Linked DNA regions of Homo sapiens: regions 1, 3 and 4 are each linked to region 2. Evidence: chromatin contacts called from ENCODE Hi-C or POLR2A ChIA-PET data. All regions are on one chromosome and are shown on one strand. The core of a region is the stretch at or near the end of the contact, and the rest is flanking DNA. Distances in the headings are between cores, read along the strand shown.

Region 1 (2,937 bases), core at 34-2,533, 370 kb before region 2:
CTGGTTCTCTGAAACATTGAAGAGGAACTATGAGTAGAAGAAGGCAGTGTAGGATGAGGGCAGCTGAGGGACCTCCTGGGAAGTAGCTTAGATGTTCTAACTTGAGGAAGAGTTGAGAGGGAGGTGGCAGAAGGGTGGTGCTTATTGGGGGTTTATTTAAAAAAGGGAGCTTTTGAAATAGAGTCCCTGACCATATAACCTAACAAAAGGTTTGTTGTGCCAGGCTAGGCACTTTCTGGGAGGGCAGTGCAGCCAGAACTGAACTGGCTGCCCAATTCCAAGCTCTGTCATTTTCTAGCTGTGTGACTTTAGGCATGTCACTTAACTTCTCTGTGTCTCAGTTTCCTCGTTTGGAAAATGAAGCTACTTACCTCATAGGGTTGTTAAGAGGATTGGACCTGCTAGTTAACGGAGAGCAGTTAGGCCTTAGGATAGTTATCCCTATGCAAGTGGTAGCTACAATTATGGTTGTTGTTATTTTTTTTTACAATGCCAGAAATATTTTTAATAGTTTTACTGAAGTATAAGTGGTATGCAAAGAATTACAGATATGTAATGTGCAGAATTTGATGAGTTTAGACATATGCAAAAACCCGTGATACCATCACTGTGATCAAAATAATAGTCACATCCATCACCTCCCAAAGTTCCCTTGTGTCCTTTTGTTTTTGGGGTGTGTGTGTGTGTGTGTGTGTGTGTTAAGAACATTTAACATGAGATCTTCCCTCTTATCAAAATTTGAAGTGTCTAATACAGTATTGTAAATTATAGGCGCTATGCTGTGCAATAGATCCCTAGAACTTAATCATCGAGCAGAACTAAAATTTTACACCCATCGAACAACAACTCTCCACTTTCCCAGTCCCCAACCCCTGGAAACCACTATTGTATTCTATGCTTCTGTGAGTTTATTATAGATAGCTCATACAAGTGGAATCATTGGCAGAAATCCTGACAGCTCAGGGCAGAAAGGGAATAGTTGTAGCTGGTGGCCCAGGCCTCTCAGGGCGAGCCCCACAGCCTGGTGGCTGGAGTACAAGAGCTTCCATGATGTTTCAGGTTGCAGGTGTGCAATGACTACCTTTGGTCAATGAACTTTCTTCTTTTTCTGGTGACAAATTCCAGAATCACCGAGGAAGCCTTTTGATTCTAATTCCTATTGTGAGAACAGATGTGTTCAGTAGCGTGCTTACTAAATAAGATACCAAGCCGAGGGGAAACATGGAGGCTTATGAAAAAATGCCAGGTACACTAACAAAGGAACTTGGGTAATCTGTGCTTCAAACCACAGATGCTACCACCCCCTCATCAAGGTTTCAGTTGGTTTAAAAGCCTTCTCCTCAATTTCCTGTTTCAGGGCAGACCTTCTATCTTATTTGCCTTTACCATCTGCCGTCTCCCCACCCTCACTCCAGGGGCATTAGAGATTCTGATCACTAACAAAACTGAAGATGTTGGGACAGGTGACTTACAAGGCTTACAGACAGCAAGGCTTCTGTGAGAGAGGGAAGTCAAAAGGATTCCATTTTAATTTGAGAGCATACTATGTTACATCTGTAGGATGTGACACACTCAATTGATAACTACTCACTATATCAGCAATATTTTGAACTCAATCTGCCAGCATCTCAGATGAGATTAATTTCAGAGGTACTGTCTTTTGATGCTAGGGAGCCACATTGGCGGCCCCAGTTCACCTATTGACTTGGGTCATTGGAAATGGCAAGAGTTGGGGAGATGGAGAAGATGTGCCTCTCCAGTCTCCACTAGATACTCCCATGTAACACACCTCCACAGGCTTATTCCACTAGTTAAAGGTTATTTGGATTTACAAATACCTATGTGCCTTATGGAATTTTCACCATTTGTCTTTCATTACCCAGCTGAATCAGAGCCTCTAGGGGCCACCTGAATTTCCTGAAGCCAGGGGCAGAGGTGAGAGAAGAGGGCAGGGAAGATGGGGAGGTTTCCAGAAGCATTTGACCTTCTTTGCAAATTTGCCCAGGATCTTTTGGCCTTCCATGCTGAATGCCACCGAAAGACGACCACATAGAAAATGTCATAAAGAAGTTACAAAATGTATGCTTACGTGCAGAAGAGAGCATCTGAATTTCTTTGAAATTCATTCACTCAGAGGGCCATCATTTATTTAATAAGCATTTATATTCAATGCTCTCAGCTTTGTCTGCACATTGGAATCACCTGCCAAGATTTTAAAAACTCTGATGTCCAGGACATACCTCAGACCTGTTAAACCAGAATCTCTAGAAGTGGGACCCAAGCATCCATATTTTTGGAAAGCTCCCCCCAGGAGATTCCAAGGTGCAGCTGACATACATGGTGCTGAGTGCTTTTTTGCGTGTATTAATCCATTTAATTATCACAACAATCTTATAAGAGAGATGCTGACATTGTTCCCATTTTACAGGTGATGAGACAGAGGCACAGCAAAGTCTCTGCAAGAACACATGGCTGATAAATTTCAGAGTGTGGATTTGAACCCAGGCCATCTTGCTCCAGAGTTAATACTCTTAGCCAACAGGTTCATTTCCTGTCACTACATGAAAAACGCAAGTTCCTGGCAAAGCCTCTTACTGTAAAGTAGCCATGGAGCCGGGGATGGAGGCCCTGTATCTGTTTTCTGGGAAGCCGAGAAAAAGATCTTACCAAGCAATGCCACATTTATAATTAGTGGTTTTAAAAAATTTCTACCAGAAAGTGCAAACTTTCCCATTCCTCCCACAGACCGAGGGTAAAATTTCCAACTTTTCCTTTCCCATATCCACCCAAAAAAAGGTCAAGAGCTGGGATCCAGCCTGAATTAAGTGGAGTGTGGGTGTAGTTTGTCAGCTGGGTCTTCTGTTTGTGGTTAAGGTCCAGCCCATCAGGTTGAAGGCTTACTGACACATGTGTGGGAATGGGAGGTTCGTCATATGC
Region 2 (2,772 bases), core at 118-2,617:
CTGATTTAGTAGGTCTGGGTTGGGGCCTAAGATTCTGCATTTCTAACAATCTCCCAGGGGATGGGATGCAGCTGGTCCATGGACCACAATTTGGATGGCAAGGATTTAAATAACTCATCTCACGCTAACCTTCTATTAATATTTACTTCTGAATATCTCTTCCCGTCATTCTAGGAAGGCTGTGAAGTACTTTACTATCTATCTGATCTAAGGCAATTTTAACAGATGGCTGCATGGTTAGAAGCGTATTTGGTGACAGTCCGAAAGACCTCTTCTCAACATGGAGTAGGATGCAGCGGGGAGAGAAGCAGGGTGACAAGCTTCCAGGAGAGCCTTCCAATCTCCCTGAGTTAGTTTTGTACTGAGTAGCTCTATTATTCTATTTAGAGCTAATTCTTAGACCATTAGATATCAGTTTATTCTATTGTAAACACAAACATTTATACAATTTCTCATTAAAAACAAGTGAAATATGAATTAATTTTATTGGATTATGCATGCTCTCTTCTGTAACTTTTGACAAAGGCTGTGTATTAAGTATCAGAGAATAAAAGATGCTTTTCAAACATAAAATGCAATGAAAAGGAAATGGCAAAAATACTTCCATAATTCATGGTATTTAAATTCATCCCTGATTTTCAGAAGATATCTTTCTGAATATATGATTTCTGAAAAAATCATAAGTAATATTTATTAAGAACTTTTAGCCTTTAGAAACATGCTTTTATACCTACTGCCATTTTAACATTGTGAGCCATTTTAATCTAATTTTGCTTTCCTAGAAGTTGCCTACAAAAAATAATAAAGTAAACAGAAAAGACAAGAACGGTGCCAGAAAACAGGATCATGTGCTACAAATATCTAAAGTAAAGTAAATAAGCTTACAATCTGGAATAAATATACTGGAAATTGAAATAAAACCTTTAATTAGGACCAACTTCACATAGGTGTAACCAGAGGAAGAATAAAACCTCACTTGCAGAGTTACAAACCTCATTATTTGCAAAAGTCCTATAACTGCAGTTTAAAATAATTATATGCATATGGTATGTCTTCTTAGCCCTGTAAAAATTCAAAAGGTATAAAAGGTGTCTCCTAGAAGTGCTTATGTATGGGAGTCTAATTAAATGGCATTTGTGGAGAAATGCTCCCATCTTTTGGGCTTTTATGCTGTCATTTCTGTGTTGTGTTTTTATAATTAGGCAACCTGACCAATCATTTGGAAACCCATGTAGTTCTCTCCTCCACCAGGACAATAAACACAGATGTTACTCTACTTAACAAGGGTTTTCCCCCTCCCCACTTACACGTGATAAGACCAACTGATGAAACCAGCCAGCCAGCACCAGGGCCTCCAGCTGAGTTTCTCATAGCAATGCTGGCTGGGCAAAACCATCTGCGTGCTCTCCCTTGCTGTTCCTGGCACCAAGGGTAGGCATCTGCACAATGGCTGGCCCAGATAGAAGGGCCTGAGCCAAGACTGTTTTTCTTATGACAAAGCTAATTGATCCGTGTGAAGATGAAATGTACACACTTGCACAACTTATTCTCTGGGCTAACTGACCTCTATAATGTCCCAATAGAGACAGACAAAAAACCGTACCCTGCAGCAAATCCAAGCTGAGGATCAAGTACAGTTTAAGAACTACTTTAAGTAACAACTGGTAAAAGCAAGTAAGTTTTGGAACAGCCTTGATATTTCTTTCTTTTTTTTTTTTTTTTAACATAAACATTACCACTTCTGAGACTTCTGGAAAGAAAAAAAGGTGAGAAGGAAATAATTCTCTAAATTGCCTGGTTTATTCATATGCCTATCATACTTTTGTTAGTTCATCCCTTAAGTTATACCCCATCTCTCACTAAATACCAACAATTCCTATTAGCTTTTTAAATAAGTGGTTGGTAAATGCTGCTGAGAAATGAAGCAACTTTTCAGGCTCTAGAGGACGCCAGAGCAAAGCCTAAGACATCTCAATACTTGCACAACACACAAAACCCTCAACAGCATTCATTTATTCCTAAACGTTTACTGAGTGCCAGACACAATATCTGGCACAGAAGATACAGTGACAAGCGCCTGCAAGAGCCTTATAAGTAAACACAAGTAGTTCTCTGACATTCAAAACGGGAAACATTTGCAGATTACGTAGGACACCCTCCATCTCAAGATGCTGCTGCTTTAGGTTTGGGGAGGGGCTCTGAAATCTGCAGCTTAACTAGGGCCCCAGCTACTTATTACAAGTGCTGAAAGCTCCTAGCAGAGAAGGCTCCATGGGACACAAGGTGCTTGGGCTGAGACTGGAAGGGACTCTATTTTGTGGCTACATCAATCACTCTGGTCAGAAGAGACAGTGAAGGGAAACAACACAGAAGTATGAGAAAGCATGCTTGGTTTAAGGGAAGTGAAACAGCTATGCATTCCTGAGGGGCTGGGGAGGAGTAAGAGGGAGGACTAATGATAAGGCTGAACAGGGTGAGACTGTAAAGGGCCCTACAGGGCATACCTTAAAATTGAGGGATTTATCCTAGGGAGAAGGGCTCCTGCAGAATTCTGATGAGGAGTCAAAGCATATGAGTCAGACATACACGATGCACACGTTGGTGTCGTGAAATACTTTGGGTATATGTTGACCATTAATAAAATGGATTAACTCTAAAATTTCTAATTAACATGGGTTTGTTACTTGAGAACAAGAAAATTATGTAGAGTGTAACCTTTCTATATTCTCATTCCTCCAACTCGCCAAATCCAGAAGCTGCATGTCATGAACT
Region 3 (2,798 bases), core at 85-2,584, 350 kb before region 2:
TATATAACAAAAAGCCTTTAAAATGTTTATATCTTTCAACCGAGTCATCTATTTTAAAGAAATAATAATTTTGTAAAGGAAACAAAAAGTTATACTCAAAGATATCCTTGCAGTGCTACAATTTTTAATGGGGAGAATTGGAAACAAGCTCAGAACAATAAAAGGGTGGGTGGTTAAATATGCTACTTAGAATGAAATATGCTGGCATTAAAATGAGATTTTAGTAATAATCTATGGTCATAGCTACCATTTATGAAGAGTTTACTATATGCCAGGCCCCAAGCTAAGCACTTTGAAAATATATTATTTTATTTAAATCTTATTACAACAGATTAGTAACCTCCCAACTTCCAACAATTTTATCACCTCATTTAAACTCATTTGACAAATTAGAAAATGGGGGAAAAAAGTGTTAACATGAGCAAATTCTCTTGATATTCCTTTAAGCAAAAAAAAAAAAAAAAAGGAAGTATACAAAGTTGTATGCACAGTAGTCCCCTCTTATCTGCTTATCTGCATGGGATGCCTTCCAAGACCCCCCACCAGATGCCTGAAACCTCAAATAGTACTGAATCCTATATATTCTCTGTTTTTTCAAACTGATAACCAAAACAACTACTATGTGGTATACATCGTGGGTATTCTGGACAAAAGGATATTTCACATTTCAGGAGGACCTAGTGGGACAGCGTGGGAGTTCATCAAGCACCTTAGAATATTGCACGATTTTAAACTTATGAATTGTTTATTTCTGGAATTTTTCATTTACTATTTTCAGACTGCAGTTGACTGCAAATAACTAAAACGTTGGAAAGTGAAAGTGCAGGTGAGAAGGGACTGCCGTAGTTTCAGCTCAACTATAGAAGTACAATAAACCCACTCATAATCTTGTAAGTAGGAATAAAACTCCAAACTGCATAAAGTGCAGGTTTGTATTATTACCAAGTTCCTGAAGTATCAGTGGGGGCTGGAAGGTGGAGGACAGCTCCATCGCTAGTCATTCACATGCATTATTCTGGATACATGAAGTTTAGTGAGAAATTTACCGAGATGTTGAGTGATTTTTCTCTGTATTGTAGCATTATGGGTAATTTATGCTTTTCTGGCTTTTCCACATTTTCTACAATTAGCATGTAGACGTATTGCATTAAAAATGCTTTGAAAAGTTTAGAAAACTTAAAGCAATTTGTTTTACTAATTTTTTAAAATAAGAGGGCAATGACATCTCTATTCTTTACAGTCCTTTTAGATCTGACAGCTCAGTAATTTAGACAGGAGAGAGAAAAGACAAAGCCCAGTGGTCAGAGGGAAATGGGAGGTGTGTCCCCTCCCAGCTACAGTGAGGGGGCCACGTGACGCCTGTGGCAGCATCTGTGGTCACATATGTTACAAGTGAAAAAAATATCACAATGAGGTTGGTAAAGCCTTGGGCATTACCCAACCTCATGTAGCTACCAAAATGTTTATTAAAAAACTATTTACAAAAGAAAGAAAGACACTATTAAGGGGTAAAACCAGTTTTCTGTATTATCTAAGAATAGAGATGCTCCCCCAAGTTAGCATGAGAGGCTAATTAGGGAACAGCGCTCTTTGACAAGAAACAAGAAGCAGGCTGGTCTCCTTCTGCTGTTTGCAGGATCTTTGAAAACTGAACTGAAGTTAACTTTGAGGCCGGCCCAGCATTTGTTAAATCTGAGCTTCTGAAGCTGCCGCAGCTGCAAGGTGTGCTCCCAGCTCCTGCAGCAACCCAAGTAACCGGGGGAAGTGCCGGAGGTGGTGAGCAGAAGTAGGGAGAGGGGCGATCCCCCTGCAGGATGGGATGCCAGGCCCAGGGTTGGGCCTTACAGGAAGTGCCCAGCTTTTGTTGAGGTGGCTGTGCCAAGCAGCAGAGGGCCCGCCCTTGTTTGTTGGGGTTTTCCTACTGGGTTCCGTGATGAGGTGGCTTAAAAGCAGAAGACTCAGAGAACCCTAAACGCTGGCTCAGGCCTGAAGGCTGAAGTTAGGTGCATTTAGAGAAATCGTTCATGTATGCAGGGGGCAGCTGGAGCAGCTGAGAGAGAGAAATGTCAAGTATTAGGTTCCAGATGGGCTCCTAGCAACATAATGCTAATTTTCCAGAGTGCTTTCACCTTTCTTCAGAGCCACTCATTCGTTCCTTCAACTGATGTTTACTCAGTATTGTTATAGGCACTGGAGAAGCCAAGATAAATAAGACACCTTTGCTGCCCATCCAGGTAGGAGACAGAGAACCAACAAACACATTTCAGTGTGGTGAGTGCTGTGGTGGGCCCAAGACCAGGGCACTGTGGGCACTCCCTGGAGAAGAACCTCACCGAAGCCAGGGGTTCAAGGAAGTGATAATATCTGAGCTATGTCTTACTTTGGTGCGTCTCCGATTGTAACGGATGCAAAAAGCACTTGGGGATCGTGTTAAAATGCAGGTTCTGATTCAGCAGGGTTGGGTGGAGCCTGAGATTTTGCGTTTTTAACAAGCTCCCAAGTAATGCCAATGCTGCTGGTCCAAGGTCCACATTTCAAGTAGCAAAGTCCTAAATGATGTCTAAGAAGGAGTCAGCCAGGTGGAGAAGTGGGAAAGGATATTCCTAAGAGAAGGCACATTCCACGCACTCCACTTAGGGAGCAGGAAGGGTTGCCCCTTGAGGGAAGTTGGGGTTTTGCTGGGTAGGCTTGAAATTGCCCTGGGTTGGCCTCTTTATTCTATTAGGGGTTTAATTCATTTAAAGTTTGAATCATTCATTCAAGTCTTTAAGGCTCAGCCCTAAACCTGATATTCTAAG
Region 4 (2,835 bases), core at 304-2,803, 390 kb before region 2:
AAAGAAGGTGAAAGCAGGCAGAGGGACCAGGCTTGGTCTAGAAGATTAGTTTTAAAGAGAAACTTAAAAAGAATTGAGATCTGAAAAATAGGTAGGCTTTAACCAGGGGAAGAGTGACCAGGAAGAATAAACATCATGTGCGAAGGACCTGTGGCAAGAGGGAGCCGGCCTGTTGGAAGGACTAGAAACAAACAAGCAAACAAAATTCCATAGTATCTGAAGTACAGAGGAGGAAGGAATGTGAAGCAATGTGAAGGAATGTAAACGTCCCCTATGCAGTCAGGGGACAATGTTGCACAGCCTTGGAGGGCTTATTAGGGATTGTGATCTTCACTCTAAAAACAATGGTATGTCATTAAAGGTCTTTAGGAGGATAGTATGATCAAATTTACATTGTAACTTGTAGGAAACAAATTAGAGAGGACAAGAGTGGATGTTTAAAGACCAGAGACCTCCAGATGAGAGATGAATGTAACTTGATCTAAGATAATGCTAGGAAAGAAAATAAAAATGAGAGGAATCAAGAACTATTTTTAGAAGGCAAACTCAACAAGACTTAGGCATGAATTAGTGTGGGAAGGTAGTGAGGAAGAGAAGGAGGAAGGGATAAGAATGGAGCAAGAAATAAGAAATGAATTTAAGAATATTCTTTCTTAAATATGAAAATGAAAATTGGCATTCAGGCAATGCAAGGGGATCTCAGGATACTTGTGCAACATAGCACACATAAAGTACTATAATTTAAAATCACTTGAGACATGATGTTCATATAGGTCAATTATAAGTTGTCTCTCTTAAGATTTATTTTAAGAAGTACATCTAGTCTTCATGATTTACATTAAAATTATTTATTTAAAATTATGTTGTTGCTGTTAAGATTTATTTGAAGAAGTACATCCAGTCTTCATGATTTGCATTAAAATCCAAATCCATTTTGCTTTTGGTTTAATATTTGCTATCAGTTTCACATTGTAGGAATTTAAAAAAAATCCACTCTATTCTAGAGGCAGTACTGACCCTCCAAAACGTGTAATGTGGTCTCTACAGATTTTGAAGTGATGAAATCTCCATTTCCTCTGCAGCCCTCTCAAGTTCCTCTTAAAGAGGAAGTGAAAGTTAACTCCCAGTTCTTCCTGGGCACAGGAGGACAGCTGACTGGAAAGAATATATATAAATGGATTATATTCAAGAGTGCCTTAGATAAAGGAAATACCAGTCATTCATCCTACAAAATTTATTTGGCACTATCCTGTGTCAGGCCCTAGGCATAACTGGAATGGTCAGACTAGACAAACTGAGGCTGTCAGAAGGCATCAGGAAGAAAAAAATCATGATGCAAACTATCTGCTTTCCTTTGTCTTGAGATTAACCAGTAGTTTCCATAACTCGGTGTGCATCTGATTTTTTTGTTACAATTACAAAAATAATTAACTTTAATTTTTACACTTAGATGCAATGCTAAGGGACTGTTTGGACCACAATTTAGTCTCTGCTTTGAGTATATTGAAAATAGCCCAAAGTAGCTGTCAAGGCATAAACAACTCAGGAGGAAAGCATCGCTGTGGTTTTACTGAACAGATGGTCTGATGACGTCAGTGTCTCCAAATTACCTGCAGCCAAAGCAGATGGAAAAATTAACATCGAAGCCCAAGCTTGATGGCAGACAGGGAGTCACAGAGAACTTCAGGGGAGAAAGTCACATGGGATGATTTCTTTGCTTTGTTTTCAAGCTCTACGAGGAATCTTTTTCTCTTCCCAAATTCCTTGAATAAAATCACAAGAATTATTACAGTTGGTCCCACAAACAACCACCACGAAGACAGGGCTGGAGGACATGGCATTCAGTAATGCCTCTGCCACTAAAAAATAATATTGATTCTAAAAAGAGATTATTAATTGTGTAAAAGCGTTGTGTAGCTGAAAAGAAACATCTCAGCGCTACAATTGAATATGACAGTTCTTGGAAAATCATCATAATGGCTGCATATTTAGCTCTGGACACATTGTATTTTGAGAGATTTACATTCCATTTTTCTCCAAAAGGCTGCATTACAATTAACATTTTCACCTAGGACTGACTGCCCAGCACTTTATCTCTGTCGATCTTATTTCCTTGTTTAGCGTTGTGTTTTCACCTTTTCCTGCATGCCAGTGTCTGGGTCTTTATTTCCATTATGCAAAGTTGTCAGCTGCATAAAGTGATGCATTCCAGCCTTAACTATAGATCAGCCAATCTGTGCTGGATTATCTTGAGCTCAAGATCTAAAATCTGAGTCAGAATCATAGAGCTTTCTGTTTACAAATGAAGAAGTAGGTATTCAAGTTTCCATACTTGTCTGTGAGCACAGAGTGGGGAAGTGGCTGAAGGCAGAACAAGAACACAGGGGTCCACTTTCTAAGGCCTCGTGGCCTTTATAGCTCTACAAACCCCAAGTGTCCCTAACTCTTCTCTCTCAAGGGATACAGACTCTGATATAACTGGATTCTATGCTCCAAACTCAAAGGGAATGCAGTAGAAGCTGAAAAACGAATTTTTTGATGTATTTTTCTAGAACACTATTGTCTAATTTTCATGGCAGCCTAGCATGGTGCAAGGTTGTCTTGGTTTAAGTTCCAGGAAAAAATACCCAGCAAGAAGAATCTGAGTACAAGAAATTTTGGGGAGAGATGGTCCCAGGAAGCAAAGGAGGGGAAGAGAGGAAGCAAGACAAGGAAGGGGAAAAATAAGCCTCAGAGTCATCCCAACCAAGAGGCAAGGGAGATGGGGTATGTATCCTCCAACTCTCATCTGTCATTATATGAGAGCTGTTTCCAGGGGCATTAACTTCCTCTGCT

What was found. A loop is a pair of places that touch in the nucleus more often than their neighbours do. ChIA-PET counts read pairs that join two places held with the same protein, here RNA polymerase II (POLR2A). Pooled maps may share reads with other maps.
Region 1: a loop to region 2 is called in a pooled map, with 7 times the contacts of the local background. The contact joins two enhancer-like sites. A Hi-C loop is called at or near these places in 3 of 37 single-sample maps with no recorded cell type and 5 of 50 pooled maps. POLR2A ChIA-PET finds 5 or more read pairs at or near these places in 3 of 52 experiments (GM12878, OCI-LY7 and activated T-cell).
Region 3: a map of OCI-LY7 shows a loop between it and region 2 (2.4-fold over the local background). The contact joins two enhancer-like sites. A Hi-C loop is called at or near these places in 1 of 168 maps with a recorded cell type or tissue (OCI-LY7), 12 of 37 single-sample maps with no recorded cell type and 9 of 50 pooled maps. POLR2A ChIA-PET finds 5 or more read pairs at or near these places in 4 of 52 experiments (B cell, GM12878, OCI-LY7 and 1 more).
Region 4: a loop to region 2 is called in a map of B cell, with 2.7 times the contacts of the local background. The contact joins two enhancer-like sites. A Hi-C loop is called at or near these places in 1 of 168 maps with a recorded cell type or tissue (B cell) and 2 of 50 pooled maps. POLR2A ChIA-PET finds 5 or more read pairs at or near these places in 1 of 52 experiments (GM12878).

What each region holds. Positions count from the first base shown.
Region 1 is chr3:16,822,953-16,825,889 of GRCh38, forward strand. No RefSeq gene overlaps it. Among named protein-coding and RNA genes, the nearest start is that of PLCL2, 61 kb to the right of the region's middle. Within about 2 kb of position 1,284, at least 3 of the 41 ENCODE cell types and tissues checked have a DNase peak (open chromatin) inside an H3K27ac peak, as active enhancers do.
Region 2 is chr3:17,194,049-17,196,820 of GRCh38, forward strand. The region is part of intron 19 of TBC1D5 (TBC1 domain family member 5); the gene reads right to left. Among named protein-coding and RNA genes, the nearest start is that of PLCL2-AS1, 140 kb to the left of the region's middle. RefSeq lists an enhancer at 2,210-2,319 and a silencer at 2,500-2,549. Within about 2 kb of position 1,368, at least 5 of the 41 ENCODE cell types and tissues checked have a DNase peak (open chromatin) inside an H3K27ac peak, as active enhancers do; they include B cell, GM12878 and OCI-LY7, where a contact is called at or near this core.
Region 3 is chr3:16,840,682-16,843,479 of GRCh38, forward strand. No RefSeq gene overlaps it. Among named protein-coding and RNA genes, the nearest start is that of PLCL2, 43 kb to the right of the region's middle. RefSeq lists an enhancer at 1,635-1,884. Within about 2 kb of position 1,335, at least 22 of the 41 ENCODE cell types and tissues checked have a DNase peak (open chromatin) inside an H3K27ac peak, as active enhancers do; they include B cell, GM12878 and OCI-LY7, where a contact is called at or near this core.
Region 4 is chr3:16,800,323-16,803,157 of GRCh38, forward strand. No RefSeq gene overlaps it. Among named protein-coding and RNA genes, the nearest start is that of PLCL2UT, 78 kb to the left of the region's middle. Within about 2 kb of position 1,554, at least 2 of the 41 ENCODE cell types and tissues checked have a DNase peak (open chromatin) inside an H3K27ac peak, as active enhancers do; they include B cell, where a contact is called at or near this core.